2 separate regions of the Homo sapiens genome follow, and region 2 is linked to region 1. Evidence: read pairs that join two places in POLR2A ChIA-PET (ENCODE). Cell type or tissue: MCF 10A. All regions are shown on one strand. Links, peaks and the distances in the headings refer to the core of each region. The heading gives the core; the rest is flanking DNA. Region 1 overlaps GAS6 (growth arrest specific 6). Region 2 overlaps RASA3 (RAS p21 protein activator 3).

The links. ChIA-PET counts read pairs that join two places held together with the same protein. Peaks named below come from ENCODE experiments on the same cell type or tissue, not always from the same donor. Only the 100,000 strongest peaks of a DNase experiment are listed, where the experiment ranks them.
Region 2: POLR2A ChIA-PET joins it to region 1 with 5 read pairs; 2 of 35 experiments call an interaction of 5 or more read pairs at or near these places.

Annotation. Positions count from the first base shown.
Region 1 is chr13:113,845,818-113,851,182 of GRCh38, reverse strand. It overlaps GAS6 (growth arrest specific 6), which reads left to right. Exons shown (of 15, transcript NM_000820.4): 3 at 3,133-3,157; 4 at 4,594-4,656. Among named protein-coding and RNA genes, the nearest start is that of GAS6, 16 kb to the left of the region's middle. RefSeq lists enhancers at 1,464-2,085, 2,086-2,709. In MCF 10A, for the core only: no CTCF peak of the experiment used is centred there; a DNase peak (open chromatin) is centred at 2,112.
Region 2 is chr13:114,075,847-114,081,211 of GRCh38, reverse strand. The region is part of intron 1 of RASA3 (RAS p21 protein activator 3); the gene reads left to right. Among named protein-coding and RNA genes, the nearest start is that of RASA3-IT1, 31 kb to the left of the region's middle. In MCF 10A, for the core only: no CTCF peak of the experiment used is centred there; a DNase peak (open chromatin) is centred at 2,481.

The DNA.
Region 1 (5,365 bases), core at 122-5,121:
CCACTCAGTCATCCGTCCATCCTCATTCATTTATCCATCCATCTCCATTCATTTACTCATCCACCCACTCATTCATTCTTTCATCCACCCACTCATCCATCCACTCATTCATTTGTTCATTCATCCATCTCTATCCACTCATCCATTCATTCATTCCCATTCACTCATTCATCCACTGATTCATTCATTCATTCATCTGGTTATTCACCCATCCACTCACTTATCCATCCATGCATCTGTCTGCTCACTCATCCATCCTACTCACTAATCTATCCACCGATTCACTCATCCATCCATTCATTCATTCATCTGTGCATTTATCCATACATGCATCTATCCATCCATCTATCCATCTATCAATCCATCTGTTCAGTCATTCATCCATTCACTCATCCATCCATCCACCCACTCATTCATGCATCCATCTGCCCATCCACTCATTTATTCACCCATCCATTCTTTCACGCACTCATCCACTGTCCATCTGTCATCCATCCATGTGTTTGGTGACGGCTCATGAGGCCTCTGGGGGACAGTCAGCACCAGGCTCGGTGCTGGGCAGGTAGATGTTGTCTTTTTCCTCTTGAAGCTTCAGCTAACAGTGCAGTGGCTTGGGGTTTGCTCACTTATTTTTATCTGTAGCTGTTCAAATAAAACAGAAGCAGATCCCCGGGGAAAGGATTTCCAGGGGCCAAATGGCGCCATTTCCAGCCTGGGAATCCCAGCTTCTTCCCCCTGTTGCCCTCACCTAACCCCAGCACGCCAACCCATTACCATAGGTCTTGCTCTTCCTAGGTTTAGAAGAAAGAGAGTCAGTGTGTACATAAGGAGCTCCTGGTTCTAAATTCCGGCCTCCTGAGTGGTGGCCTCTGCTCCATGGGGACTCCTGGGGGTGCTGCTCTGGAGATATGGCTAATGCAGGGCTTCAGGCCAAGGTTTATGGACCTGAACAAGCAGTAGTGCAGACAGGGGTGGGAGGGTTTTGAGGACAAAGTGCTCTGTGTTTGGTTCTGCAGGTCAGGGAGCTTATCTGGGTGCCTTTACTCAAAGCCATTTCTGGGTCTTACATCTTTGGCTAGAATGTTCTCAGGACAATGTGAAATGTCTTTATCTCAGGAGTGTATACCAGAATGTTCTCAGGACAACGTGAAATGTCTTTCTTTCTTGGGAGTGTGTACCAGAATGTTCTCAGGAAAATGTGAAATGTCTCTTTTTCTTTCTCTCAGGAGTGTATAGCGTTTTTAGGTTTATTCATCTTAGCTTTTCTCTTGCTCATGGTTTAACCATCTTTCCCCTAGTTTGCCGGTGGAATTAGCATATGCTTTCTGCCTCCATTACTGTCTCAAATAATCAAACATGCAAATTAGGATACAGTGCCCAGGGCTATAACCCTGTGGTTTCAGAAACCCCATTCCCATAGGTGTGGCGAACTGACAGGAGATTGGCATAGTTTTTCCATGAATAATGCCTTTTTGCAACAATAAAACTTGGTATTAATACAGATTACACATTAAGTAGTATGACTAGTCTTGATTTTGAAAAATAGAACACACTTGCTGTAAAGCTGTGGTAATGCAAGCATTTGTGTATAGTTAGGCCGTTTGCTCACTAGTTCTTAGTTGTTTTCAATCCCTGGCTTCTAAACCTGAAAGGACACCTTTTGCATCCCTCGCAAGTCTTTTATTTCAGAGCCAGAGCCTCCTGCTTTGAGACAAAGCCCCATCACTTCCCTTCTCCTTCCAAGCCTAGAAACCTGGTGCCACTTCGTGTTGCTCCAGGACTCCACCAGGGCTCACTTGGTATGGCTGTTCTTGCCTTTTCTTGGAGTTTGCCAACCCATGACTAAAATTGGAAGTGAGAGAAATGAGGGCAGGCATGAGGGTGTGTGTTCCAGGTCTGCAGCCCTCCTGGCCTTCAGGGCGGCCGCCCTCCCAACAGACACGTGAGCTGCACACCAGCTCACCCTGACCCTTCCTTTCTCTTAAGGGAGTAAGAGTTTAAGAGCATCCCATCTTTCCTAGAACACAACTTTGTGAAAACACATCCAAGCAGGCCTCAGGAGGGTGTTGGCAAGGCTGGGGCGGGGCCTCCAGGCTCTTCCCACAAAAGGTGTGGCAAGGCCAGCAAGTGTGGGAGAGAGGTGGGAAGGAGGCAGAAAGGCCATGCAGAGCCAGCGCATGAAGCCAGAGGCGCGTTGCAGACGGCGCTGGGTACCTACCGCCTCTGTCTGCTACTCTGCAAAATGCTACCAGCGCCTGCTAATCCTGACCTTCATGCCCCCAGGTGAATCCCACAACCATCCTGAAGCCGGGTTTCCTCATTCCTGATAATGGGATTAAAAAGACCTTCCTGGGTGTTATTTGTGAGGATTTCATAAAATAGTGTAAAAATGCTGACTCATACCCAGCATGGAGAGGCCGCTGGGACTATTCTGCCATGACTGTGGTCTCTTGGTTTAGAGCATTTAGGGCCAAACTGCTGGCATGGTTGACCCTAAGCTGGAGATTGGAGGCTGCTTTAACCAGGCTGTGGCCCTAGAATCTGTGGGCCATGGCAAAAGGATCCTGAAGAAGTTTCCGGCCGGCCTCTGCTGGCCAAGTGACAGGCAGGTGGTTCCAGGACTCGACAGCTCACTTGTGTCGAATGTGGACCTCGTCAGTGCGCTTTCATGGATAAGAAGACCCTTCATTACAGCCTCCATCCTCACCCAGTACCAATTTTGTTTCACCAATACTATAAGTGCAAATCAATGCCCGTGTGCCAAAAGAAAGGTCTTTGGGGTTTTGAGAGACCTTTGTGTCAACAGGGAACTAAGGTCTTTGGGTTTTAGAGACCCTTATGTCAACAGGGAACTAAGAGTGGGGTTTTACTTGGAAGCATTCTTGTCCTCCTGGGCAGGCCTCTCCCCTGGACACACCTGGTAGCACTTCCTACGCAGCTGGAAATGGCCCTGCCTTTGCTTGTTGGTCTCACAGCAGTCGTGCCCCGGTCACTTCCCCTCAGTTCCCCGGGTGGGGCGGCCCTCTGGCTGCCCCGAGAGCAGCCTCTGATTAACCAGCTGATGCTTATGTTGTTCAGAGACCCTCGTAGTGTGCCGGTCAATGCTTGCCTTTTCTTTTTCTTTTTCCACAGGATTATTTTTACCCAAGATACTTAGGTAAGTCTCAATTACTTCTCTACTCTGGTTGTCGTAGAGGCATAGTTGGGGGTGCGTGTTTCATGTTGGAGGAATCTCCTCACCACGTAACTCTTGGAAGGAAGATTCTTAATCACATGGTGCACGTGGAACTGTCCGGAACATGCAGGTCAGAAACACAAGTTTCTCTCTTTATTTTATACCACAGCTTTATTCCGTGTTAGTGGAACCTCAGGTGAATGCTGTTATCTGCAAACCCCTTCTCTGAGTTGATGCCAGGCTCAGCTCCTTGTCAGGACGTGTAATTGATTTTGTCCTCCGGTTTTCTGACCTCAGCACTAATCACTTCTGAAGTCATTGAGGACCCCAAAGGGGTCCATGTTCATGTGGGCTGTATTGACTGATATTTACCGTATTCTTAATTAAAACCGAAAACACTGAATAGTGTTTCTGTTTAATTTGAAGAACGGGAATGCCAGACGTTATCTCAGCCATCAGAGCAGCTGGTGCATGTGGGGCGGCCTCTGGAGACCCCCACTGTACACTTGGGAAGGGAGGACAGCAAGAAAGTGAAACCCAGAGACCCCGGGTCAGCCCGTTTAACTGACACCATCTTAGAGCTCTTTGAGAGCATTTCACTTAGAAGGAGAGAAATGTATTCCAGGGTCTTCTTTTTAATGTTGCAAAGTGCATTTTAGTAAATGTCCTCTTAAAGGGTCCTTCCCTGGGTCCATATCTGGAACAAACACAGTGGGTCTGGCACTGGCCCAGAAAGCCCAGGCACCAGCGAGGACTGAGTTCTGAAGCAGGGGGTGGCCAGCGGTCCACAGCACACCTGCAGGAGGCCTTCCGCTGTTCATCCGTGCCGTTCTGCGCCTGGATAAGCAACAGTAACCCACTGAAGGGCCAGGTCGAGAGGCCCCGCACCGTTCTGCACAACCTCACGCTTCGGGTTATCCCTGGATGTGCATGTGCCAGGCCTCGCCTCCCCCCGCCGCCCTAGCGGGATGTCTGCTGTCAAGCTGTGTTCAGCCAGCCAGAGAGCATGGAGGGGCTTTCTCCAAAGCAGAGTGGCTTTCCAGTTAAGCACAGCGTTTCCCAATGGGGGTCCACTGGAAAATGAAGTTTAGCTTTTCGAGTACCGTCAGGAACTTACTGAGCATTCCCGGTGATTCTCCCGTATGGCAGGAGGAGCCCCCTCGAAACGGCGGGCGGTGCTTTACGCACTTGACTGTGGGTGCACAACTCCGCTGAGTTGGTGGAGGTGGTTTCCTGTTTGTCAGGGTTGGGGCTAACATGTTTTTTATTAACACAAGCTAAGCGGCATTGTTTCTGGAGGATGATAGCACCCCAGGTAAGCAGAGTAACTGCCTCTCCAGAGCGTCTCAGAAGCAGAGGCTCTGCAGTCCATCCGGTCTTGTAAGGATGACTGACATCCATTCCCTTTCTTCCTGCAGACTGCATCAACAAGTATGGGTCTCCGTACACCAAAAACTCAGGCTTCGCCACCTGCGTGCAAAGTAAGTCGGCCTCCTTTGCGCCTTCCTGGGAGCACTGTGGGTTTGGGCGGCTTTAGGCTTGGCTGTGGTTTGTGGAGGGCCCTGAATAGTTCTGTTTTTTAAGGAGCTGTGGTCCCTTGCCGAGGCCTGCTCCCTTTTCGCCAAACTTTCTTTTTTAAACAAGTAAATTTTGACGTTTTTAGCAATAGGCAATAAATGCACATGGAACAAAATGTAAATGTTTCACAGAGTGTGATGTGAAAGCCCATCCCCGCCTCTGAGTCGTCCAGTCAGACACCACCGTAGTTACAGTTCCAAGAATCTTGTGCTTAGACATGTAAACATGTGTGAGCGGCCTTCCGCTCTTCACACGCGTGGCGGCTTAGCACACACGGTCTGTCCCGTGCCTCTGCAACTCTGTCTGCACAGGAGACCCTCTCTTAGCGTGTCTCACCTTCACGCTGGCATTTCCAGCCGGTGCATCATATGAACTTAGCCCATGCATATTGGCTGATGTCCAGGTTATTTCCAATTTCCATCATTTAAACAAAACTGGCGTGACATCCTCATGCACCTGTTGCCTCCCACACGTCTGAGTGTCTGCGGGATGCGTTCCCAAGGATGGAATCGCAGAGGCAGTCCTCATGTTTCCTTTGGATACAGATACTGCCAAATTATCCCAGAGCCAGCCTTAGCCTCCGCCCCTGCAGGGGTGAATGAACTGTTTTTT
Region 2 (5,365 bases), core at 97-5,096, 230 kb before region 1:
GCCCGTTGCTAACAGCCTTTGCACCAAGCACGAGAGGAGGGTCATTTGCACCAGGAGCGTGTAACTGGGGTACTGTTGCGTTTTGGGTGGACGGCCCTCTGCCACGCAGCACTATTGGTGTTCTAGGTGGACGGCCCTCTGCCGTGGGACACTCTTGGTGTTCTAGGTGGACGGCCCTCTGCCGTGGGGCACTCTTGGTGTTCTAGGTGGACGGCCCTCTGCCGAGGGGCACTCTTGGTGTTCTAGGTGGACGGCCCTCTGCCGAGGGGCACTATTGGTGTTCTAGGTGGACGGCCCTCTGCCGAGGGGCACTATTGGTGTTTTGGGTGGACGGCCCTCTGCCACACGGCACTATTGGTGTTCTAGGTGGACGGCCCTGTGCCCTGGGGCACCGTGTGCAGCAGGACACTGAACAGAAGACACCCTGCACTCTGCCCACCAGATGCCATTTGCACAGCCCATAGTGAAATCCAAGCGTGCCCTGGGAGGTGGCCCCTGGGGGAGACCCCTGTTTCAGTGGCCCCTGGGGGAGACCCCTGTTTCAGCCGTTGTCGGGGTCAGGCCTCCAGTAAGCACAGTGGGCGCCTTCTAGGACCCCTCCTGCCACCCCGTCACCATAGACTCATTCTCCCTGTGGTGGAAGTTTCAATTACATTGAATATGCCCGTTATTTGGGAGGGTTTAACATCTGGGCCTGGTCACCCGCCCCTCAGCAGAACCTCCCGTGCCCTCTGAAGAGCCGTGGAGACTGGAGGGAGCTGGAGGTGCTCTCAAGGAGACTGGACGACAGGCAGACCCCCTGGACGGCAGTGCTGGGCCCTCCCTGGGCAGGTGGTGTCACCCAGTGAGTTTTGGAATCAGCCCGCACAGCCCTCTCCTCCTTCCACCGCCCACAGAAGCCCGCTGGTGCCAGGGGCTCCCAGCAGCCCCTCCCGGCCAGGAGGATTGGGGGGTGCCTTGCTTGAGGATGGCAGCCTGGGCTTCTGTCATTCATAACCCACAGGAGTCCTCTTGAGGGAGGAGCATGGTGCCCTGGAGAGCCCTGGACAAGACCTGGGCCTGGCTCCATCCAAGCCCAGCGGCCTCTGCCCCTCCTGAGCGTGAGGATAGAGCAGGTGCCGTCTGCCCTCGACTCGGCCCAGAGGAAACCCCACTCCCACGGCCTCGCCGAGTTCTGCCTATTTCTGGCAGCTTCGCAGGCCCTTCGGGAAGGCACTTGTGTTGCCAGGGGTCGTGGGGGTCAGGGTCATGCTGTGTCCTCAAGACGCTGTGTCCCCTGCCTCGGGGCCCCCCCGCCTCTTCCTCTTATGGCCTCTGCACCGCAGTCAGCCCACCGAGATGTGCAGCCTCGTCCCACGGAGGGTGCCGGGTGGGGAGGCCAGTGCGGACGGGCACTCAGGCCCACTCAGAGGCCAGTCACGGAGCCCCCGTGTCCAGAGGCGAACAGGAGCCAGGGGGCACATGGGCCTTGCAGTCAGCAGCTCAGAGCCCGGAGAGGGGTCTCTACCCACGCATGGCACAGAGGCTTCTGTGCCTCACTGAGACCCTGCCAGGGCCTGGAGGAGGACCTGTTCGAGTGAGGATCCCAGGGGCCAGGGCTGGGATCGCTGTTCCAGGCTTCTAAATAGCCCAAAGTAGACGGGGCTCTTCATCCTTTATTCAGATATTTTAGTCACAAGACTATTGTTCCGGTAAATACTTTATGTTGTTAGAAGACGCTGTGTGCCTAGCAAAATTTTTAGGCCCCTTTGAATGTTTTGCGTTGGGACGACTAAAAGGCTGAGGTTGGGAGCCTTGAGAGCCGCACTTCCTCCAATTCTCCCGCAGGGTCTCCTTCCCCAACAGGCCCTGGGCTTTATTGCTGGGACGGGGTTGCTTTCGCTGGACCATGCACCGGGGCTGTCGCCATCACCTGTTCCACGTTATTTCAGTGAGGCCGACCTGTAGTTGAGTAAAACGCCGTGATGACGTGGGAAAGAGAAGAGCGCCCAGCCTGGGTGGACGCGGCCAGTACCAGCACAGCCCTGGCCTCTCCAGGACGTCTTCTGTCTGGGTTGGTGCCAGGAGCTTTGCTCAGTGGAGCCCTGGGCCCTCGTCCTCACCCGTGGCTGCCTTCATTCCTTCCTCCGCCCTCTTCACTGGGCGCTGAGCTGAGCTGCTGAGCGCCTGGGAGACGCCCGCTGCTGTGTTGAGCAGTACATGAGGCCAGCCCCGCCTGAGGGCCCTCCCCAGGATGCCTGCAGGGAGGAGCAGTGCTGGGTGGGGTCTGTGGAGACCTCCCCATGCCCTCACAGCTCCTCCTGGGTACAGGGGTGTGGCTCCGGGTGCTGCGGGCAGCCCCGACAGCTCGCTGTCAGCACTTGGAGACCCTGTGTGGGCCTCCAGGGAAGCCTGGGCATCCTAACCCTCGGTCAGGGCTGGGCCTGTGCTCACCCTGAGGGTGCAGCTTCCCTCCATGGCCCAGAAGGGCTGCCGTGGGCGTGGGAGTCATGACGCTTTGGATCAGGGCCTTTGTTTTTGTTACTCACTGCCTGATCCCTGGAGTTGGAAATCAGGTTTTGCGGTGTTATGCTGTTTACATTAAATGTGTTTAAGTGCTGCCTTTTACTCCTGTTAGTTGAGTTTTCAGAGCCGATGCGAGGTGCTGTGTTGGCTGTCTTCATCAGTCTGCCGGCTGGTGAACACACCGCATATGTTTTAGAGGCATGGTCTGTGGGAAAAGTGGTCATGAGAACTGTTACTTATTTGGCTGTTAGGATGAAACCAGTTTACTTTTCTTTTAATTCATTTATTCATCCATGCATGCAACAGATAATTAGGTACTTACTGTATACCACAGACAGCTTTGTCTTTTTATATGAACGTCTCTGTGCACCAGAAAAAAAAGAGAAAACGTGTTTCCTCTAAGAGAGACAGAACAGGCACCTTTGGTGAAGGTAACTGAATGAACTGTTTGGGGTGCGGTGGAGAAGAAACAGTTGCTTGGGAGCTGGGGCAGCCCCCGTCCCGCTCAGCTGTGGGGCTGCAGGGAGAGGCTCGGTCCTGGTGCATGTGGCACACACGGCGAGGCCCCGGGGCGACGTGGCCAGGCCGTGCTGCAGCAGCCCCAGCCCTCCTGGTCTGAGCAGCTCATTGGATGTTGGTGCGTCCAGCAGGCTCCCTGGTGTTGCTGTCGTCATAGCAACCAGGATGTTTCTCAGGAGTTTTTTTTTTTTTTTTCTGTTTCAATGCTTTATTAACAGTTGGAAACAAAACCAGTGCCTTGGAGGTGATGGCATCAGAAGCCTGAGGCAGGGAAATGGGCTTGCATTTTGTCCCCCCACTTTTTTTTTTATTAAATGCATCATAGCAAAAGTAGATTAAAAAGAAAGAGTCTCAGCCCCAGATGACAGTGAGCAAGGAGAAGGAGGTAAAGACGGGGCCATCGGGCGGGGAGGGAGGAACCTGGTGTGTTTTGGGGCCAGGGGACTGGGCATCATCGGGCAGGGAGGGAGGAACCCGGTGCCTTGGTGCCAGTGCGGGGGAACTGGGCATCGTTGGGCAGGGAGGGAGGGAGGGATGAATCCGGTGCGTTGGTGCCAGTGTGGGGGGACTGGGCATTGTCGGGCAGGGAGGAAGGATGAATCCGGTGCATTGGTGCCAGTGCGGTGGGACTGGGCATCGTCGGGCAGGGAGGGAGGGATGAATCCGGTGCGTTGGTGCCAGTGTGGGGGGACTGGGCATCATTGAGTGGGGAGGGAGGAAGGGATGAATCCGGTGTGTTGGTGCCAGTGTGGGGGGACTGGGCATCGTCAGGCAGGGACGGAGGGATGAATTGGGTGCGTTGGTGCCAGTGCGGTAGGACTGGGCATCGTCAGGCAGGGATGGAGGAACCTGGTGCGTTGGTGCCAGTGCGGTGGGACTGGGCATCATCAGGCAGGGAGGGATGAATCTGGTGTGTTGGCGCCAGCGCAGGGGGATCCGGCCTTTTCATGTCGTACGGCGTCTGTCTTACAGGGACTCCACAGAAAGCTTGTGTGTTTCCGTCCTGCAGTGTCCGCCTTCGGAAGACCCAGCTGTTACTGCTGTGATTTGAGGCCCTGTGGGAACAAATCTCAGTTCCGTATTATCCACAAACACCATCTCCCACAGGACTTTCAAAAGCTTTTTTCTCTCTCCTTTTAAGAAACACAGGAACTTACAGCTAAATATCTACACTCATTTGTTGCAAAAAACAAAGAAATCCCAGAAAACAAAACAAAAACAAAAAACTCCCAAAGACAAAAACAAAAAACCCAGTAAAATCCCAAGGGAAATATGGTCAGCGTCAGGTCACACTGTAAAGGTGTCAGAAGGAAAGTCAGCAAAGTCAAGCTGTGTTTGAGGGTAAGGACTTCTATCTGCTGCAGAAGCCGTCAGTTCCAAAACAGGGCCGGGAGGCTGGAGGGGCCCCTGTCCGACTTGCTGGGTGTGCTGCGGCTGCCCTCAAATTCAGGGGCAGCCGCGGCCACCAGGAAGGCTGCGTCTGCTCCGGGAACCTCAACTGCCATCCCCCAGGCTCCCTTCCCTCTCTGGAGAAGCTCGCCGGCCATGTTCTCCCCTTCGTGCCTGTGAACTCATCACACACCCTGCCTGCGTGTGCCGCGTGTGTGTGCGTGTGCTGCCTGCGTGTGCTGCGTGTGTGTGCGGTGCTGCCTGCGTGCGTGTGCTGCGTGTGTGCGCTGCGTGTGTGCGTGTGCTGCGTGTGGGATCTTCACATCGGTGGGAGCCTTCGGAAAGCCTGTCTTCTGACATGGGATGACCGACCTGAGGCCTGGCCTGGAGCCAGGTGCCTCGTAGCAGCCTAGCTGTGTTCTCCCATGCAGCGGGTGAAGAAGGCGCATCCCGGGAGAGTCGCCGTGTTGAGGTGTTCTGAGGGTCCAGTGCCTATCAGGAAATACTCATTTTTTCCCACCAACCGATTATCATTGATGCTTCCTTAATGATTCCCAAAATAAAAATTTCCAGAACCTTTTGAATTAGAGGCGTCTCAGAGCCGGAGGAGCCTTCGAGAGCTGCTGTGTCTCTTGCTTTTGCAGTTCAGGACTTTGAGGCCCAGAGAGGTAGACTGTGTGTTGGGGGCACTGGCGGGAAACGGCCGCAAGCAGTGAGACCCTGAGAGCTGCTCCGTGTGGGCAGCAGCGGGTGCTGCTGGGAACGCCTGCCGGCGCCTCCACACGCAGAGATACGCGGCGCCGACACGGGAGGCTTCGTCCTGCCGGCGCCTCCACACCCAGAGATACGCGGCGCCGACACGGGAGGCTTCGTCCTGCCGGCGCCTCCACACGCAGAGATACGCGGCGCGGACACGGGAGGCTTCGTCCTGCCGGCGCCTCCACACGTAGAG